Linked DNA regions of Homo sapiens: region 2 is linked to region 1. The links are chromatin loops, found by intact Hi-C in ENCODE. Cell type or tissue: ascending aorta. All regions are shown on one strand. Links, peaks and the distances in the headings refer to the core of each region. The heading gives the core; the rest is flanking DNA.

Region 1 (10,980 bases), core at 1,854-9,853:
TCCCCCATCATCTGAGTGTCCCGAATGGCAGCAGGCCTGGCATGTCCTTGTCACCCTTTCTCCTGGACCTTCCTTTTTCTCTTTAGTGGCTAATGACCGCCATTTTACTTTTACACTTATTTTGTTGTTGCATTTGTGGTCTTTCCTTTAGATATTTGGGCAATTGTTTCTGTTCAATGTAAGGCAAGACACTTTCCGTGTTTGTTTTTAACCCCTTCTTTTCTAATTTTGAGAGGTCCCCTGTTGTCCTGACTCTGGGATGCCTGACTCTGGTGTTGAAGCCCTAGACTCAAGCGATCTGCGCGTCCTGGCCTTTCAAAGTGCTAGGATTACAGGTGTGAGCCACTGTGCTCAGCCATGTGCCTTTTTCTTTGTCTGATTTGACTTTACGCAAGGAGAAATTTGGTTGGTTTTCAGAGGATCCAGGAAAGTTTACGGAGAAATTTGTTCAGTTGATCGTGTTCTTTGACTTAACATGGCATGACTTGCAAATATTATTGTCTACCTGCTGTACTGCAGAGGAGAAACAAAGGATTCTGGGTACTGCTCATGAATATGCAAATGGAGTGGCAACTGGTAACTAAGGTCATGCCATTTATCATGTGAGGGGAGATGCAGCTCTAGATCTGGTCCCTCAGTGGGATTACCAGAGGGGTTCCCAAGATCTTGAACACAGAAATCACATGGTAACTTGTTTAACAGTAGGTATGGAAAAGTGTGTGGTTAAGCTAGTTAATTACAACAAGGTTAGAGAAGTAACTCCGAGGAAGGACAAAAATCTCACTCTATTTCAGGACAGTTTGGTTGAGGCAAGCAGGAAATATGCTAAGTGTAGACCCAAACTCCCTGGAAGGGTGAGCTCTCCTAGGTATGCATTTAATTACTTAATATGCCCCTGGCATTATGAGGAAGTTACAAAAGGCAGAAATGGGACCTCAAACTCCCATGAGTCAACTCTTGTACATGGCCATTGGGTTTACAACAACAGGGACAGAGCAGAGGAAGCAGAGAAAACCAAAATAAAAAGCCAAAAAGCCCAGTTGTTAGTGGCTGCCTTAAGCCACCTGCTGCCTCGAGGTTATTCATCCCAGGGAAGTGTTGCAAGATCGGTGTCTGGGCTGCCCAGACGATAGCCCCCAACTTGCTGGCCCCTGAGCCAGAATCAGTGTGCCTACCATAAGCAAGAGGGCCATTGGAAAAGGGACTGCCTCAGGCTCCAAGGGGAATCTGGGCCACTCAAACCCATAATGGCCAAGACAACAGAGAACTGACGGGACCTGAGGTTCCCCATGGCTCCCACTGGACACCTTACCATCTCCACAGAGGAGCCGTGGGTAACTCTTGATGTGGCAGGTAAGAATACTGAGTTCTTATTGGATATGGGAGCAGCCTTCTCAGTTCTGACCCATTTCTCAGGGCCACTGTCTTCCTACTCTTGTACCATACTGGTGGTACAAGAGTACCACCTTATACAAGGTACATGATTGATAGCCAGCCAAAAATTAGGAGATTCACCCATCCCCTTGGTTGCACTGTAGGCGATCATATGTTTTCCCACATGTTCTAGCTTATGTCTCAGTGCAGTATTCCTTTACTGGGAAGAGACTTACTTTTCCAATTACAGGCCACAGTTCAATTTGGAGAGCCCCACAAAAAGGCAATAGGCCGGGAAGGGGCACTACTTCTAGCTCTAAGTGCTTGACTTACTACAGGTAAAGAAAAGACCTTCCTTCCACCGCATATTACTTCTCAAGTAGACTCTTCTGTCTGGGACAAAGAAGTTCCTGATAGAGCTGTTAATGTTTTACCCATGGGAAAAACAATATCCTTTGAGACCTGAAGCAAAAGCAGGGATACAGCCCCAGATAGAAAAGTTTCTAAAGTAAGGATTATTACAACCCTGTCAGTCCCCATATAATACTACCATCCTGCCTGTAAAGAAACCAGGTGAGAAATACAGATTTCTTCGGGATCTGAAGGGAGTTAATGAGGCATTAGTTCCAGTCTACCCAATAGTTCCTAACCCTTATACAATATTGACCTAAGTCTCTGAACATGCTAATTGATTCACGGTATGAGACTTAAAGGATGCTTTCCTTTTTATACCTTTGCGCCCAGACTCCTAGTATATTTTAACTTTTGAATGGACTGATCCAGATGCTCATGCTACATCTCTGTTTACCTGGAATGCCTTTTCCCAAAGTTTTAGGGTCAGTCCTCATCTCTTTGGGGATGTATTGGCAAAATAATTAAGGGAACTACAGTTAATGAATTGATCCCTCCTAAAATATGTGGATGACCTATAAATTTCCAGCCCTACTAGGGACGACTCTGATAAAAATATAATTCAGGTCCTTACTTTCTTGGGAAAATAAGGGTATCGGGTATTCTCCCACAAGGCCCAGACTTCTGTGCAAAAGGTTAAATACCTGGGATACATGCTTATTCCTGGAACAAGGACAATAGCCAGGAATGAAAAGAGACCACTCTGGCACTGCAGCGCCATCAGACTAAGAAACAGTTAAGAACCTTTTTGGGAATGGGTGGATTCTACCATATCTGGATTCCCTGGTTTGGGGTCATAGCAAAACCACTCTATGAAGCTCTAAAAGGGAATGATCACGAGCCTTTGAACTGGGATGGAACCTGCCAACAGGCATTCCTAACCTTAAAAGAAAATCTGGGAATGGCCCATGCTTTGTGACTCCCAAACTTAGAAAAACCTTTCACTCTCTATGTGGCTGAAAAACAAGGGACAGCTTTGGGTGTTCTAACTCAAAGGCTAGGGAATAATCCTAGACCAGGGCTTATTTTTCTAAAAAGCTAGATCAGGTGGTGGCCAGATGGCCAGGATGCTTGTGAGCTGTGGCCACCACCATTCTATTGGTAGAAGAAGCCAGGAAGTTAGCCAGGCACGGTGGCTCGTGCCTGTAATCCCAGGACTTTGGGAGGCCAAGGCGGGTGGATCACGAGGTCAGGAGATCGAGACCATCCTGGCCAACATGGTGAAACCCCATCTTTACTAAAATACAAAAAAATTAGCCGGGTGTGGTGGCATGTGCCTGTAGTCCCAGGTCCCAGCTACTCAGGAGGCTGAGGCAGGGGAATTGCTTGAACCCAGGAGGCGGAGGTTGCAGTGAGCCAAGATCATGCCACTACACTCCAGACTGGCAACAGAGCAAGACTCTGTCTCAAAAAAAAAAAAAAAAAGCCATGAAGTCTTCCTTGGGACAAAAATTAGATGTCATTACTTTCCCTCCTCAATCAAGTACACTAGGTCCTAGAGCAAAAGGACATTAATGGCTAACAGGGAGTCAGTTGCTCAAATATTAGATCCCTCTGTTCCACACCCAAGAGTTTACCCTTAAAGTATGTCAGGTTTTAAATCCTGCTACTCTGTTGCTGGACTCAATGTCCCGAGAACGGAGGAAACCATGGAACAGACCTACTCTAGCAGGCTTGACCTTAAAGATAAGTCCTTTCCTAACCCTGATGTTAAATGGTTTACACACACACATACACACACACACACACACACACATATATATGCACACACACATACTTTTTTTTTGAGATGGATTCTCACTGCGTAGCCCAAGTTGGAGTGCAATGGCATGATCTCGGCTCACTGCAACCTCCACTCCAGGGCTCAAGCAATTTTTGTGCCTTGAATCAGTAAATATATTGACTCAAGTCTTTTCCCAATCAGAGAGCCCTAATTAGAGTGATTAATTCCACTTTTTTAGCAGAAGTGTGAGGAGGTAAAGCTTTGGCCTCAATAACTTCTTGTTGGCCTGCCTTCTTTACTCTCTCATGAATAAAGCTACTCCCATCAGTAAACCATTTAACATCGGGGTTAGGCAGGGACTTACCTATTCTGGAATAGCAGGGGCTATTCCGGACTATAAAAAGGGCCACCAGGGCCTGTGAACTCTGTGCCTGTAACAACTCAGGAAGCCACCCTATACCCCCACCCCTACTCAAGCCTGCAATGGGGAAGACTGGCAAATAGGTTTCACCCAGATGCCACCGTATACAGAGGACTGAAGTATTTGCTAGTACTTATAACAATTTCATCAGGCGGATAGAAGCTTTCCCCACAAGGACAGAAAAAGCACTGGAAGTGTCCACATTGTTATTTTAAAAAAATCATCCCAAGTTTTGAATTACCAACATATTTGCAAAGTGATAAGAGACCTTCCTTCACAGCTAAGGTGACCCAGCAGGTTTCCTCAGCCTTAGGCATTATCTATCATCTTCACTCCTCCTAGAGGCCTCAATCCTTAGGTAAGGTAGAAAAAGACAATCATGTTTTAAATAGGACATTAGCAAAACTGTCAGGAGACCTCAGAGACCTGGGTATCTCTCCTTTCCATGGCCCTTTTTTGCATAAGGATGGCTCTGAAGGGAACCTTAAAACTTAGCCCATTTGAAATGGCCTATGGGGGGCCCTTTTTTAACTTCAGGCTTCCTGTTTGATGAGGAGACACACAGAATGCTTACTCATATTAACTTAGACCAGGTTCAAAAGGCCCTTCAAGAATATGGAAATAAGGTATTTCCCTTTTTCACAAACGAAAAAAAATAGCTCCCCTGTTCAACCAGGAGACAGAGTCCTATTAAAAACTTGGGAAGAAGGATCCCACGAGGATCAATTATAACCAAAATGGAAGGTACCCTACCAGGCATTGTTAAGCATCCCCACTGCTGTTAAACTTCAGGGAGTCACTAGATGGGTACACTTGTCCAGAATTAAACCTGTTTCTCATAAGTCCCCACAGGCACAAGAGGAGGACACTATGCCCACAAAATCAGTAGGAGGCAGTGACAGAGGATGGACCTCCATCCTTCTACAACACTTTACGATTAAAGAGGAGTATATAATCTCTGAAAGGGTAATGAGGTAGCAGATCAGCAGGGCTTGTTTTCTGAGCACTGGTCATAACCCTGCTGATCAGGACAGGATGTAGCAAATAAACCAGCCCAAACCAGCTAGGACTAGGAGTTTTACTACATTCGCACAAAGACACTCCCACAAGTGCATGACACTTTACAAATTCCATGGCAACATCTTGAAGTTACTTTATATGGTTCCAGGAGCTCCCTGCCCCTTTTCTAGAAAGTTTGTGAATAACCTGTTCCTTATTAAGCATATAACTAAGAGTGAATATAAAGATAGCTAGTCCATGAGTGCCACTCTGCCTATGGGATAGCTCTGCTCTGTCTACGGAGCAGCCATTTTCCTGTACATGTTGCTCAAATAAACTTGCTTTCTTTTACTGTTGGCTCACTCTTGAATTCTTTCCTGGTTGAAGCCAAGAACCCTCCCAAGCTGAGCCCCAGTTTTTGGGTTTGCCTGCATCAGTTCTACATTTCATTCTCATGCCATTCTAGTACAAACATGAAGTGTAGGGGTGAGGTGGGAGGCAATAAAGATAGTCCTTCCAAAGCCTTGTATTTCCACCAGGACTCTTGGCAGCGAATCCCTTTCCTCTATTGGTTAGCCTCCTTCCCCACAGTGCTGCAACCAGCTGGTTGTATTTAGGGCTTAGTTGAAGTCTGAAACCTTGATTTTAGTGGCACCAACCTGTGAGCTTAGGAGATGTATTCCTCCCCTCCAGTTGCACCTAGTAGACCCAAAATTAGACAACTGTATTAATTCAGGATTTGAGGTTGTTACAGAAGGAAATAAGGCAGGAGAGGATTCTTAGGATCTAAGTTGGCTAGGAGAAGAAATGAAACTAGGAGAAGACTAATAGAATGCAGAAGGGTCCCAGGACTTAAGTTTCTGAGGGACAGTCATGGGTGAGCACAAGGAGTGTGAACAGGTAGTGAAAAATGTCCTCAAAGATGAGGCAATCAAATGACTTGATTAATGGTTTATTCCCTAAGGCTCTAAAGCACATGGAATGGATCATTTTGGCTGCTGCAGAAACCATGGGTAAGAGAACATGGTGAGGTCCTATAGAGCCTACCAACCCAAGTCAAGGAGAGCCACAAGTTTCAGTGTATGCAAATATGAGGTCAGCGCCGGTTTGGGGAATAGGAAAGACGCAGGGGCTGTGTCGACTTTTGGAGGCCAGTCCAGAAGTCGAGTCCAGGCGATGGTAGGAGCTACTCCCCAGACCTGAGCACCTCTCCTAACAGCAGCTCAGGCAAAGGCCACGTCTCGGAACAGTTGGCTGCACAGGTCACGTGACGCGCCCCTAGCCCGGCTCTATTTGGCTGCAAGAGCGCTCTGTCGCCTGCCTCGGACTCTGTTTCCCAGAAGTCTTCCTGGAAACTACATTTCGCAGGGGGCTTTGCGGCGCCTACTTCCTCCTGGCTGATTAGATGGGACTGGTGCCGTTGGCCGGACGTTTTTGGGAGCTTCACAGGCTGATGGGGAAGGGCGAAACCTGCTCGATTAAAACAACCCGCATTTCGAGGCGAGGAAGCGAGTCACGGCTCGGCCCCTCCCTTTGTGAGGAGAACCAGGCCCGCCTCGGGGTCCCCTGGGCAATGTAGTAACGTGAAGGTCTCCGAGTCCCGCTAGCACTCCCGGGGCGTGGGGGTCCCAAGTGGGACTGGAACCACCGCGAAAGAGGCGGGGCTGCGCGGATCTTCCACACCAGCTCCTCCCTTCCGTCAGGGGGTGCTGCGCATGAACGTTTTCCCATCTCTACCTCTTGGTTATCCCTCAGCAGAGATTCTTCTTTTACTCTGTACAGTTTTCAGCATCCCTCAAGCTGATATTTCAATTAAACAAATTTTAGAATTCTGAGAAATGGCGAAATAATGTAAAAGAAACAAATGATATTGGCCCTAAATTATCCTCCAGCCCCTGCTGCTCATCGGACACTTTATGAGGTTACAAAGGACCATGGCGCTGCGCATATGGGGGATCCATTTTACCCACCGTACTTAGATCAGGCTGTGACTTCCGCCCTCGAGGAGCGGCTGCTGCTCTACCGGGTGTGCTCATTTAGCCCTAGCGTTGTTTGTGCGTTTGAGGACATTCGCTGAGCCAAGCTGCAAGGGTGTCGTTATCATTTTACGAGGGGAATACGGAGAGCATGGTGGATAAAAGGTGGTTGACCTGCCCAGGCTATACAGCTAGAAGTGCCGTTAGAACTTGGTACAGGTGGAACTGATTCTGATACTTGTCTCAAACTGTTACCAGTGGAGGGTGTTCAGGTTCTTGGTGTCTTGAACAAATAATTGGACAAAACGGCACAAACAAAGCAAGGGAATAATGAAGTAACAAAAGCAGAGATTTATTGAAAACGAAAGTACATTTCACAGGGTGGGAGCAGGCTGAGCATGGGGGCTCACGAGCGCTGTTATAGAATTTTCTGGGGGTTAAATACCCTCTAGAGGTTTCCATTGGTTAGTTGGTGTATGCCTTATGTAAATGAATAGGTTAAAAGTTACAAAGGCATTGTATGCCCTATGTAAATAAAGAGGATATTTCGGCGGGGAGTTGTGGCTTACACCTGTAATCCCAGCACTTTGGGAGGCCAAGGCGGGCGGATCACCTGAGGTCAGGAATTCGAGACCAGCCTGGTCAGCATGGTGAAACCCCATCTCTACTAAAAATAAAAATAAAAATAAATTAGCTGGGCGTGGTGGCATGCGCCTGTAATCCCCTGGTGGCTGAGGCAGGAGAATCACTTGAACCGGGCAGAGGTCACAGTGAGCCGAGATCGCGCCGTTGCACTCCAGCCTGGGCGACAGAACAAGACTCAAATAAATAATAAATAAATAAATAAAAAGGATGTGTCTTATCATAGCTGAAGTGTTTCATTTGATTTAATTCTAGCAAGTCCTTAAGTTCCCTGCCTCCAGGCCATATTCTGCCTCAAGACCTATCCTGTTTACTTCGTGTAGCATTAGTTTCTTTTTCCCAGGTTTGCTGCTACTTACTTGGTTAAGCCATGATCATCTCGGCTGTACTCACAGTCTCATAAATCCGGTGTTTATTGAGTGTTAGCACCGTGCCAGGCAGTGTGTTGAGTGCTGGGACATGGTGTTGAACAGGGGCAGACACAACCTTACCTTCATGGTGTTTACAGCCTAATGGGGAAGACAGTTACTGATCACATAATACAAATAAGAATAAAATGTCAAATTGCGATAAATAGAACACCCCCACCCCCAGGATGCTACAAGAGAGAATAATGGAGGAAAATTGATACATTAGATTGATTAGGGAAAGAAAGAAATGTTTGGTCTGAAATGCTTGAAGAAGGCTGAGAAGAAGGAAGCTGTGTAACAGCCAAGAGAAGAGTAGTCCAGGCAGAGGGATCAGCAAGTGCAAAGGCTCTGAGCGGGGAAGAGCTTGGTGTTTTGCAATTCAAGGAACTCAGAGAAGTCCCTTGTGATTGGAACACAGTGAAGTAGGGGAGAGTGGAACAAATTGAGACTGGCTTTCCTTTTACCAGTCTTGCCTCTTCTTTTCTTTTCTTTTTTTTGAGACAGAGTTTCACTCTTGTTGCCCAGGCTGGAGTGTAGTGGCACAATCTTGGCTCACCGCAACCTCCACCTCCCAGGTTCAAGCGATTCTCCTGCCTCAGCCTCATGAGTAGCTGGGATTATAGGCATGCGCCACCACGTCCGGCTAATTTTGTATTTTTAGTAGAGACGGGGTTTCTCCATGTTGGTCAGGCTGGTCTCAAACTCTTGACCTCAGGTGATCCACCCGCCGGGCCTCCCAAAGTGCTGGGATTACAGGTGTGAGCCACTGCACCCAGCCTAGTCTTGCCTCTTCTAAACCATATCCACACTGGCAGTATAGGAATATTTTCAGTACTCAAATATGATGACTTGACTTTCCTTTAGAGGCTTTGTGTCCCCTACAAGTTTTAGCTCAAACTCCTCAGCACAGTGCTCAGAGACCTTCGTAATTGGATTTACCTCACTTTCCAGTCTTCCTTTTTTGCAAGTTCTGTTATCTCTGCTTGGCATGCCCTCTCCTATGTGCTTGCTGATCAGGCAAACTTCTATTCACACTTTGTCTTGGCTGAAATATCATCACCTCTGTGCTCTCCTTGTGCACTCTCAATTCACTTCTTGTCCCCCTGCTGTGTAACTACTGGTTTGCCTACCAGTCTTTCCCAAGAGACAGTGAGCTCCTCCTCTTGGGGATGTGTTTTCTATCTTTGTATGATGCAGAACACAAGGCCTGGCAGTTGCTCTTTTCTTTCTTTCTTTTCTTTTTTTTTTTTTTTGAGACGGATTCTTGCTCTGTCGCCCAGGCTGGAGTCCAGTGCAATGTCGGCTCACTGCAACCTCCGCCTCCCGGGTTCAAGTGATTCTCCTGCCTCAGCCTCCCAAGTAGCTGGATTACAGGCATGCGCTACCACGCCCAGCTAATTTTTTGTATTTAGTAGAGATGGGGTTTCACCATGTTGGTCAGGCTGGTCTCAAACTCCTGAACTCAGGTGACCCAAAGTGCTGGGATTACAGATGTGAGCCACCACACCTGGCCATTGCTGTTTTCATAACAAATATTCATTAAGAGAATGAGTGGAACAGCTAGCCATGACTAGCCTCCACTTGTCACCTGATGAGAAGGTGACATGTGGTTCTTATCCTTGGCAGAGTGGAAATTAGCATCCAAAAGGACGCAAGAAGAGATGAGTAAAAAATCTACACTTACCCATGAGCCAGATACTGTCTCATCCACTGTCTCATTTAATCTTTGTGACAATCATAGTTCTCAGTTTTTGCTGCTAAGAAAACTGGTGCCCAAAGGCTCTGCCTAAAGATTACCCAACTAGTAATGGAGAACCTCGGTAGGAAATTGGGTCTTTCTGATCTCAAAGGTTGAGCCCCTCAATATTCCTTCTGTTCTTTTTGCCCCATCTGGCACCCGTTACTAGCACAGAAGCCCGGAAAGTTTAAGAAACAACTTCTGTCTCTGGTGTGTCATTTGTACCTCTGAGGACATCAACTTGGAACAGCCATTGTACCAGAGTTCTGTCTTTTCCAGGAATCAGTGACTCATATCAGTCTCTGCTGATATCAGCTGCTGAAGGGCTTAGGAGAACTGGTAGGACTCAGAGGAGCAGAAAATCCAGGAAAGGGCACTCTTGGCCAGTGCTGTTTAATAGAACTCTTTCAGATGAGTAAAATGTTCCATATTTGTGCTTTCCAGTATGGGAATGTCTCAAGTTCCTTTTTAGACAGTATCTCCAGCCCCCTCATTGGTTCCTGACTTCAGGCTGTTTCCAAGACATTCAACTTGAGACTACAGATCCCTGGGCTAGGTCTTCAAGGGCCCTCCAGATCCAAGCTATGCCTCAGTTTTAGCTGAAGTTGTGTCCAAGAACACAGGTCAGGGTACAGGGAGATGGGATACGTATAGCTCCAGACATGGCCAGTGCATTGTTGATATTGCCACCCCAGCAAACTGCCTAGAACTTGGCCCAGAGCAGATGCTAGGTTAACATGGTAGATGAGTGAATTTACTTTCTCTTCCCCAGATTGGGGCTCCCTCACCTACTGCCATTGGCTTCTGGAATCCTTCTCTATCATTGTGAACTGATGACTTGCCACATGGTGAAGATTAACGAAGCCAGTGCTTTGAACCACCACCCTGACATTTTGGGGGTAGGTCAGGGGGGTAGCTACAAAACCAGCTAGTAATAATTCATTGAAAATATGCTGGATCCAGCATTTTTATGTAATGACCTCATTTTTCTTGTGAAACCCTGTGTGCAAAATGAAAGCCCAAATGAGCATCTGCTATATACAGTTAGGAGTAGGGTGGTGCTGGGGAAAGAGGACTGATCTAGGAGTTACCCTGGACCTGGGGCTCATAGGCTGTATGACCTTGAACAAGATGCTCAATGCTTCTGTGCCCCAGTTTTCTCTCAAGTAAAATAAAAACATTGGACTCTAAGCTTCTTTCTACAGTTAATGTGAATGTTTAAAAAATGGCTGGTCACATCTGTGATCAACCTACATTAAGCACCTTTCAAGTGATTACTTGCTTCA
Region 2 (10,980 bases), core at 1,120-9,119, 61 kb before region 1:
CTTTGTCGACCTGCAGGTTTTGAAACATATTAATTCCATTGATTTAACTGAAGTCAATCTCTGTTCTTGTGTTTGGCTTGGGGAACCTTCTGTCTTTTGGAGTGCCTTCTACTGATATATGGCCTCTACCCCTCATGTATTAATCTCACTGATTTAACTCTTACAGTGCCACAGAGCTCTCACTCTCACCCATGTATAGCACTACCGCTATTTTGATTTTTTAAATCCAAGGTTATATATAAAAATGACTGTGGTCCCTTTCAGTTACTATGATTTATGGAAAATCACACCTCAAATGTTCTTGGGCAGGATTTTTCAAAAACGCTGGTCACGCTACCCTGAAACAGCTTCGTAAATCCTTCATTCTTGCTCAGCAGTGTACTTTCCTGCAATGACCATTAGACAGTTTCAGCCATAAAAACTTGCTTAAGGCCGGGCGCTGTGGCTCATGCCTGTAATCCCAGCACTTTGGGAGGCCAAGGCGGGTGGATCACTTGAGGTCAGGAGTTCGAGACCAGCCTGGCCAACATGGTGAAACCCTGTCTCTACTAAAAATACAAAAATTAGCTGGGCATGGTGGTGTGCGCCTGTAACCCCAGCTGCTTGGGAGGCTGAGGCAGGAGAATCACCTAAACCTGGGAGGCGGAGGTTGCAGTGAGCTGAGATAGCACCATTGCACTCCAACCTGGGCAATAGAGCAACGCTCTGTCTCCAAAAACAAACAAACAAACAAACAAAAAAAAAAAAAAACAAAAAAAACCACAGCAACAAAAAAGTTCTTAAGCTTTTTACTAAGCCTCAAGTTGCTGTAGAATCCTTTTCTTTATGTGTGCAATTCTACCATCAACATTACTGACCAATTTGGTGAGGCTACCGTCTGAAAACTGGTAATAAAAATAAGCAACACAGTTTTACATACTAGAAACAAAAAACTATAGTTTTAAAAAATTAATTAGTTTCCATGTTTTTGCTGAGGTGAAGCATGGTAACTGTCCTTCCAGTTGGCCCCCAGTGATACTCACTTGCTGTGATTCAAACCCTTATACTGCCCTCTCCTGTACTGAATAGACCTGATTTATGTATGTAACCAGTAGGATATTGCAGAAGTGACAGAGTGTAACTTCCAATGCTAGTCATAAATGGCATTGCAGCATCTGTCTTGCTGTTTTGGGTAATTTGCAATGGGAAGAGTCCATTGTCATGACATGAGGACATTCAGTCAGCCTTATGGAAAAAGTCTTTGTGGCAAGAACTCAAGGCCTCTTGTCAGGAACCATGTGAATGGGCCATCTTGGAAGTAGATCCTCCATGCCTAGTCAAGCCTTCAGATGAGACTGCATCCATCCCCAGCCAACATTTTGACTGCAACCTCATGAAAACCTAAGTCACTCTCAAATTTCTGACCTATGAAAACTATGTGAGATAATAAATGTTTATTGTTGTTTTTAAGCCACCAAGCTTTGGAGATAATTTGTAATGCAGCAATAGATAACAGTATTTCCTTGGGTGATACAACTGACAGCCATCATTAAGTTACTGTATATTTAAAATGTGCTTTGTATAAATTTGCCCCACATTTTAAGTGTTTTCTTAACATATGATCTACATCCAGATATTTTAGGTTATTCTATGACTCATTTCAGTCCCATTCAGCAAACATGCTGTATTAGTCTGTTCTCACACTGCTATAAAGAACTACCTGAGACTGGGTAATTTAGCAAGAAAAGAGGTTTAATTGACTCACATTACTGCAGGCTGGACAGGAAGCATGATTGGGGAGGCCTCAGGAAACTTACAATCATGGTGGACGGGCAAAGGAGAAACAAGCACATATTCACGTGGCGGCAGGAGAGAGAGAGAGAAAGAGAGAGAAAGAGAAAGGGGAAGTGCTACACACTTTTAAACAACCAGATCTCATGGGAACTCATTCACTATCATGAGAACAAAAAGGAGGAAATCTGCCCCCATGAGTCAATCACCTCCCACCAGGTCCTTCCCCTAACATTGGGAATTACAATTCAACATGAGATTTGGTTGAGGACACAGAGCCAAACCGTATCACTTGCATTGCCTACTTGTATCAAAGCCTGTTCGTAACAGAAAACTCCAGATCAACCATCAGCAATTTGAACGAAACTGATGGCAGTAAGTTGTTTTTCTCCATCCAATTCCATTTATTGTGAATGATTCTTATGCTTTCATGATTGTAGTTAAATCTCTGGATGCCAGGAAGTCCAGCTCCTACCACTTCTTTTGCTTCTTTTTGGAATATATGCCAGAAGGGAATAAAGTTGAAGAGAATGATGCCCCCATGTTACTAAAACATGCACTGTTACATTGACAGTTCATAATAGCTAATTTTATTGCATAATTAATATGAACTAAGCACTGCTTTTAAAATTTTTAAAAATAATTTCAATTTTTATTTTAGATTCAGTGGGTACATGTGCAGGTTTGTTACATGTGAATATTGTGTGATGCTGAGGTTTGGGGTGTGAATGATCCCGTCACCCAGGTGGTAAGTATAGCACACAATAGGAGTTTTTTCAGTCCTTCCCTCCTTCCTCCCTCCCACCACTAGTAGTCCCCAGTGTCTATTGTTCCCATCTTTATGTCCATTTGTACCCAATGCTTAGCTCCCACTTATAAGTGAGAACATTTGGTATTTGGTTTTCTGTTCCTACATTAGTTAGCTTAGGATAATGACCTCCAATTACATCCATGTTGCTGCAAAGGACATGATTTTATTCTTTGTTATGGCTAGATAGTATTCTATGGTGTATATGTACCACATTTCATTATCCAATCCACCATGGATGGCCATCTAGGTTATTCTATGTCTTTGCTCTTGTGAATAGTGCAGTGACGAATGTATGAGTGCACATGTCTTTTTGGTAGGATGACTTATTTTTTGGGGGGTATACACCCAGTAGTAGAATTGCTGGATTGAATGGTAGTTTTGAGTTATTTGAGAAATCTCTAAACTGCTTTCCACAGTGGCTAGACTAATTTACATTCCCACCAACAGTGTATAGGTATTCCCTTTTCTCTGAAGCCTCGCCAGCATCTATTATTTTCTGACTTTCTAATAATAGCCATTCTAAGTGGTGTAAGATGGTATTTCATTGTGGTTTTGATTTGTGTCTTGATGATTAGTGATGTCGAGGTTTTTTTTTAATATATGTTTGTTGGCCACTCATATTTCTTCTTTTGAGAAATCTTTGTTCATGTTCTTTGCCTACTTTCTTTATTTTTTGGAGGCAGGATTTCATTCTTTTGCCTAGGCTGGAGTGCAGTGGTGCGATCATGGCTCACTGCAGCCTCAACCTCCTGGGCTCAAGCAATCTTACATTAGCCTCCCGAGTAGGTAGGACTACAGGCATATGCCACCACATTGTAGTTTTTTGTAGAGATGGGGTTTCACAATGTTGCCTAGGCTGGTCTCAAACTTCTGGGCTTAAGTGATCTGCCTGCCTTGGTCTCCCAAAGTGCTGGGATTATAGGCCTGAGCCACTGTGCCTGGCCCTTTGCCTACTTTTTAATGGGGTTGTTTGTTTTTGCTTTCTTGATTTGTCTAAGTTCCTTACAGATTCTGGATATTAGACCTGTTTTAGATGCATAGTTTGCAAATATTTTCTCCCATTCTGTAGGTTGTCTGTTTACTTTGTTGAAAGTTTGTTTTGCTGTGTGAAAGCTGTTTAGTTTAATTAGGTCCCACTTGTCAATTTTTGTTTTTGTTGTGATTGCTTTTGAGGACCTAATCATAAATTATTTTCCAAGGCCAATGTCCAGAATGGTATGTCCTAGGTATTCTTCTAGGATTTACTTATAGTTTGAGGTTTTACATTTAAATATTTAATCTATCTTGAGTTAATTTTTGTATATGGTTAAAAAGTATGGGTCCAGTTTCATTCTTCTGCTCATGGCTAGCCAGCTATCCCAGCACCATTTATTGAATAGGAAGTCTTTTCCTCATTGCTTATGTTTGTCAGCTTTGTCAAAGATCAGATGGCTGTAGCTGTGTGGCTTTAATTCTGGGTTCTCTATTCTGTTCTGTTGGGCTGTGTGTCTGTTTTTGTACCAGTACCATGTTGTTTTGGTTACTGTAGCCTTATGGTATAGCTTAATATTGGGTAATGTGATGCCTCTGGCTTTGTTCCAAGCACTGTTTTAAATGCTTTACATGTATAAAATATTTAATTCTTACAAAGAAAAAGTTATTACCCTCATTTTACAAATAGTAAAACTGAGGCACATCACTGGAAGGAAGGCTGCAGAGTCTAGAGCTATCACCATCTCTGTCTGTCAGCCACAAGCCCAGGTGCCAAAGTGCAGCAGTAGCTGCCACACAAATAGCAGTTCAGTCCAGTGTCCTAGCTTTCCTAGGCTCCCGCTCTAGGTATCACAAGCAAAAACAAGGCTAGGATTTGACAGAAGGAAAAGTGAAAAGAAAGCACCAACAAAGCATACAAACAAAAACATTTACAGAACACAGATGCTGTGATGGTTAATGTTATATGTCAACTTGACTGGGCTAAGGGACGCACAGATAGCTGGAGAAACATTTCTGGGTGTGTCTCTGAGGATGTTCCCAGGATAAATTAGCATCTGAATCAGTAGACTTAATAAAGAAGATTGCCCTCACCAATGTTAGTGGGCATCGTCTGTTGAGGGCCCAAAGAGAATAAAAATATGGAAGAAGAGTAAATTCCCCCTCTCCTTGAACTGGGACATTGGAGTTCCTGGTTCTCAGGCTTTGGATTCTGAAAACTACACCTGCACTCCCCTCACCTCTACTCTCTGTTCTCAGGCCTTCAAGCTTGAACTAGGAATTATATCATAAGATCTCCTGGTTCTCAGGCCTTTGGACTCATACTGAATCAAACCTCTGGATTTCCTGGTTCTACAGCTTGCAGATGGCAGATAGTGGAAATATTCAGCCTCCATAATCATGTGAGCCAATTCCCATAATAAATCTTCTTGTGTGTGTATGTGTGTGTGTGTGCATGTGTGCATGCTTGTGTGTGTCCTTTTGGTTCTATTCTCTGGAGAACCCTAATTCAGATGTCTTATAGTAATTTTAAAAGATGACGCCAGGCGTGGTGGCTCACGCCTATAATCCCAGCACTTTGGGAGGCCGAGGTGGGCGGATCACCTGGGGTCAGGAGTTTGAGACCAGCCCGGCCAACATGCCAAAACCCCGTCTCTACTAAAAATACAAAATTTAGCCTGATGTGGTGGCGGGCGCCTGTAATTCCAGCTACTCAGGAGGCTGAGGCAGGAGAATTGCTTGAACCCGGGAGGCAGAGGTTGCAGTGAGCCGAGATTGTGCCAGTGCACCCCAGCCTGGGCGACAAGAGTGAAAATCCGTCTCAAAAAAAAAAAAAAAAAAAAAGAACAGGACCGGGCAGGCACGATGGCTCACACCTGTAATCCCAGCATTTTGGGAGGTGGAGGTGGGTGGATCACCTGAGGTCAGGAGTTCGAGACCAGCCTGGCCAACATGGTGAAACCCCATCTCTACTAAAAATACAAAAAAATTAGCCAGGCATGGTGGCAGGTGCCTGTAATCCCAGCTACTCAGGAGGCTGAGGCAGGAGAATCGTTTGAACCTGGGAGGTGGAGGTTGCGGTGAGCCAAGATCGCGTCAATGCACTTCAACCTGGGTGACAGAGTGAGACTCCGTGTCAAAAAAAAAAAAAAAAAAAAAAGGATGAACAGCAACAGCTTAGCTTTACTGGCTTAATGGTTCTCCAAGTGTGGTTCCTGGACCAGCAGCAGCATCTAGGAACTTGGTAAAAATCCAAATTCTTGGACTCAACCCAAACCAACTGGATCAGAAAGTTTGGGGGTGGGGCTAGAAGCCTGTGCTTAAATGCATGCTGAAGTCTGAGCTCCACCGACGTAGGGGACCCAGCTGTGGCTAAATCTGGGCTGTGTGACTCAGAGCCCATGACAACTCTGGGGAGTCATTACAGCGCCAATTTTGGAGTCCAACAGCAACAATGAAAGATATTCTAGCCAAAAAGAAACATGACTGTCATTCCTTCATAGGAATGGAATAAAGCAGGGATCTTCAACATGCCTTTGATGCCCCCTGTCAAACACAGATTCCTGGGCTAGGATGAAGGGTATCCACCTAACTTAACTTGAAAATATGGATTAAGTGCCAACTGTAGTGGATGAAAGCATGTTGAGAGGAGGCTGAAAGAGGCCAGGTCACTTTAGAGCAAATTAGGTAGTATAATATTCACTAGCTGCTATAATAAATATACACACAAAAGAATAATGGCTCCAACAAAAAGAAGTTTATTGCTTGCTTATATAGTACTTCAAGGAAAGTATTTTCCTTTCTTTCTTTCTTTCTTTCTTTCTTTCTTTCTTTCTTTCTTTCTTTCTTTCTTTCTTTCTTTCTTTTCTTTCTTTCTTTCTTTCTTTCTTTTCTTTTCTTTCTTTCTTTCTTTCTTTCTCTCTTTCTCTCCCTCCCTTCCTTCCTTTCTTTCTTTCTTTTTTTTTTTTGAGACAGAATCTCACTCTGTCACCCAGGCTGGAGTGCAGTGGCGCGATCTTGGCTCACTGCAACCTCTGCCTCCCCGGCTCAAGCGATTCTCCTGCCTCAGCCTCCTGAGTAGCTGCGATTACAGGCACATGCCACCACGCCCAGCTAATTTTCGTACTTTTAGTAGAGATGGGGTTTCGCCGTGTTGGCCAGGCTGGTCTCAAACTCCTGACCTCAGATGATCTGCCCGCCTTGGCCTCCTGAAGTGCGGGGATTACAGGGGTGAGCCACCATGCCCAGTCTAAAGGAAAGTATTTCTGGTTGACAAGTCACAATCCTCTACCTAGTGATTCAGGGGGATTCCTTCTACGCCATAACTACATCATCCCCTAGGGTTTTGTCATCTTCTGCATCCAACTAGCAAGAAGAGATTGTGGTTAGGACACACCCCCTTTTAAAAAGCCTAGAAATCACACATATCACTTCTGCTTATGTGTCATTGGCTAGAACTCAGTTACATGGCCACACCAAACCACAAGAGAAGCTGAATAATGTAGTTTGTATGTACCCAGGAAGAAGAGGAAATGAATTTTTGATGAAGACATAGCAAGATCTTTTATCAGGAACAGAGTGGGATGATAAAAATAACTGGATTTTGGGCTCCAGTTATTTAGATAGATTTTTAAAACTATCTGTTTTGTTCTTCTCCAGTATTCTCAACACCTGACAGGTACCTTGCAGAGCTCAGCAAATGTTGGTTGAATGATGGAAAACACTGGAAAAATGATGGGAAATGGTGTCACACCTGTTTCTACTTCTCCCTCCATATCCATGGAGAAATTCTGGCTAATTTACCACCTTCTTTCTTGCTAATCCTGTACTTAACCCCCAGAATTCCTATCAACTCAGAGCTCCAGGCAGACATTATTATTATTATTATTATTATTATTATTATATATTGTTTTGAGATGGAGTCTTGCTCTGTCACCCAGGCTGGAATGCAGTGGCACAATTTCAGCTCACTGCAACCTCCACCTCCCTGCTTCACGTGATTCTCCTGCCTCAGCCTTCTGAGTAGCTGGGACTATAGGCACCTGCCACCATGCCTGGCTAATTTTTGTATTTTTAGTAGAGCCGGGGGTTTCACTATATTGGCCAGGCTGGTCTCAAACTCCTGACTTCAAGTGATCTGCTTGCCTTGGCCTCCCAAAGTGCTGGGATTACAGGTGTGAGCCACCGCGCCTGGCCAGGCAAACATTATTAGTCAACTAGGAATGGCTCACAGTATGAAACCTAATTGGTATCTTGGGACATTGACTTTTTGCTATAGTCATTTCATCTGTAAAACTGGTATGAGCCCTGTGTAGGCAGTTTCTCAGAGGTGCCTTTTTTAAATTATTATTTTTTATTTTTATACACAGGGTCTTCCTGTCACCCAGGCTGAAGTACAGCAACATGATCATAGCTCACTGCAGCCTTAAACTTCTGGGCTCAAGCGATCCTACAAGTAGCTGGGACTACAGGTATGCATCACTGTGTTGTCTAATTTTTTATTTTTTATTTTTATTTTTGTAGAGATAGGGTCTCACTATGTTTCCCAGGCTCAAAGTATAAACCTTTTATGTATAATTCACTGATGTCCTAGTGCTGGCCAGAGCTTATGTTTATAAACCAGTGATCTTACATTGTTGAAATGTTAGTTCCTTCAAAATCTTTTGACTCAGGGCTCTAGAATCATCCAACTGTTGAGGAGTGATATCTTCCCAGACCAGACTGCTGATCAGTCACAAGGAATTGTCCTTCCTCATTCATTTCTGAAATATTATTTTGGCCAAGGTTCTGATAACATCACATTTTCCATTACATTTTTCTTGAAAGGTTTTGAAGTAGTATAAACTATGCCCTCATGGGCCAGTGTTGAGCTCCATGAAGGAGTCTCAGCACTTCTGCATACCCAACAAATGAATGGTACCTCCAGGAGAGGAGCTGGGCCACTCTAACTCACCCAAACAACTTCACTCCAGTTTCAACTTATGAGCTTGATGGATTCTTGACCTTAAACATGTTCAGAAATCTAGCAGTCATTTAACCATGCTTCTCAGTGGTCACGTCTTGACATGATCACTCATGAGGTCTATGGCCAGTAATTTGTTACTAATTGTATATAAGTCACCACAGTCTGAATGATTTGCCTTCTTTAAAAAAAAATAAATAGGAGGCTGGGCGCAGTGGCTCACCCCTGTAATCCCAGCACTTTGGGAGGCCGAGGCGGACAGATCACCTGAGGTTGGGAGTTCAAGACCAGCCTGACCAACATGGAGAAACCCTGTCTGTCCTAAAAATACAAAATTAGCTGGGCATGGTGGTGCATGCCTGTAATCCTGGCTACTTGAGAGGCTGAGGCAGGAGAATCGCTTGAACCCCGGAGGCGGAGGTTGCGGTGAGCTGAGATCGCACCATTGCACTGCAGCCTGGGCAACAAGAGCAAAACTCCGTCTCAAATAAATAAATAAATAAATAGGAACAGTTATTCTTATAATAATGTCATTCCTATTCATTTGCATTCTGACATGCTCTCCTGAGCAGCAGGGCAGAGGGAGGCATTTTAGCTGAGCACTGGGAATTTCACACCATCCTCAGTCTAACTTATCTACATCTCAGCCTGTGATGAGAGACCATTAACAGTTTTGACAACTATAAATTATGGTAGTGTTTGTGAGTGGTGATATTTATGGTTACTGCCACTGCTTATCCTTTTGCTTCAGTAGTATATGCCTTCTCACCTTATTACTAGTACCTGTGAGGGGAAAGCCTGGGGAAAAAAACAAAACTTGTTGTTAAAAATAAAACTGGCCATATTTGTTTAGCTTTTTTCTTATATAATGGCAGTTTTTGAGCTCTTTAAATTTTTTTATTATTCAAGTAGTTGCAAAATGCTTTTATGACCATCACACCACAAATATTTTACAGAACTATTTGTCTTACTTCCTTGGAAAAAATACCCAGCATAGATTGTGAGGAGTATGGGTTGCATCTAAACCTCTTCACAGAGAGGGAGGGCGTGTGGCAGAAAAGATACTGGGACACACAGTTTTAACCCAGTACCTCCCTACACACTCACATATTGCAGGGTTACCTATTGCCCTCACTCCTTCTGGGCATAACCAGGAGAAAGGCATATCTGGGTCAATACAGACAAAGTCAGTACTGGCATGGCTCTGTAAGCTAAGTAAGATTCTGGAAAGATCCATTGGCATACACCAGTACAAAGTACCTCAGGCAAAACCGAGTCAGGGTTAGGAGCTACAATCAAATAAAAAGATGATTGAGAAGAAATGACAAAGATCCAGGCAGAATGATCTGTTTTGGTAAGTTGGTCCAAATTGTGGAGGGAGAGAGAGAGAGAGAGAGAGAGAGAGGGAGACAGAGCAGAAACAGGGACAGAGAGATGGAGAGAGGGAGAAAGAACAGGGAGAGAGAGAGAGACAGAGAAAGTGTGTCTTTGTGGTCTTAGAAGGGTACTGTTTATTATAATTGAAGGGTCAGAGGCAAGGCAGATAAGGGTAGCTCATGAATGATTAGATGGAGGGTTGAATAAATGGATAAATTGATGCATGGATGGTTGGTGAATGAATGAATGGATAAATGGATTTAATGAAATTAGGATGGATGGCTGATGTTACTGATAAATGAATGGTGGGCAAGTGAATGATTAGTTAGATGAATGAACAAATAAATGGACAACTGGATTGGATATACGTACGGATAGAAAGATAGATAGACAGACAGATAAATAAGTACATACATACATACATTGTGAGTGAATGGATGACCAAAGTGATGGATTGGTGGATGAACACAAAGATGTATTAATGAATGAATGGAAAGATGAATGCGTAAATAGATGGACGTTATGGTAGGCAGAATAATGGACCCCCAAAGATGTTCATATCTTAATTACTGAAACTTTTAATATGCTAGATTGCATGGCAAAAAAGAATTAAGGTTGCTAATCATTTTATCTTGAGATGGGTGAGATTACCCTGGATTATCTGTGTGGGCCCAGTGTAATCCCAAGGCTCCTTATAAGTACAAGTGGAGCAGAAGGGACAGAGTCAGAGAGAGATGTGAAGATGCTATGCTGCTGGCTTTGAAGTTGGAGGAAGAGGCGATGAGACCAGGAATGCAGGCAAGCTCAAGCAGGAAAAGTCAAGAAAACAGATTCACCCCTACAGCCTCCAGAAGGAATACAGTTCTGTCAACACTTTGGTTTTGGCCCCTTCAGACACATTTTAGGCTTCTGACCTCTAGAAGTAAAAGATAATAAATCTTTATTGTCTTAAGCCACTAAGTTTGTGGTAATTTGTCACCACAGCAATAGAAATGATTGAATACATTAATGGGTAAATAAATGGATGGAAGATAGATGAATACTTGGATGATTAAATGGATGAATGATAAATGGATAAACACATGGTTGG

What was found. Hi-C counts contacts between places; a loop is a spot of excess contacts. Peaks named below come from ENCODE experiments on the same cell type or tissue, not always from the same donor. Only the 100,000 strongest peaks of a DNase experiment are listed, where the experiment ranks them.
Region 2: it touches region 1 in a loop (5-fold over the local background); 3 of 110 quality-filtered maps call a loop at or near these places.

What each region holds. Positions count from the first base shown.
Region 1 is chr20:41,686,671-41,697,650 of GRCh38, forward strand. It overlaps LOC124904905 (a long non-coding RNA gene), which reads right to left and starts at 7,505. Exons shown (of 2, transcript XR_007067588.1): 1 at 6,666-7,505; 2 at 5,865-6,398. RefSeq lists enhancers at 6,300-6,509, 6,650-6,869, 7,090-7,329. In ascending aorta, for the core only: CTCF peaks have their summits at 6,668 and 6,877; DNase peaks (open chromatin) are centred at 6,261 and 6,891; H3K4me3 peaks cover 2,053 bases; H3K27ac peaks cover 1,648 bases.
Region 2 is chr20:41,626,148-41,637,127 of GRCh38, forward strand. No RefSeq gene overlaps it. Among named protein-coding and RNA genes, the nearest start is that of CHD6, 13 kb to the left of the region's middle. In ascending aorta, for the core only: no CTCF peak of the experiment used is centred there; a DNase peak (open chromatin) is centred at 5,904; H3K27ac peaks cover 1,458 bases.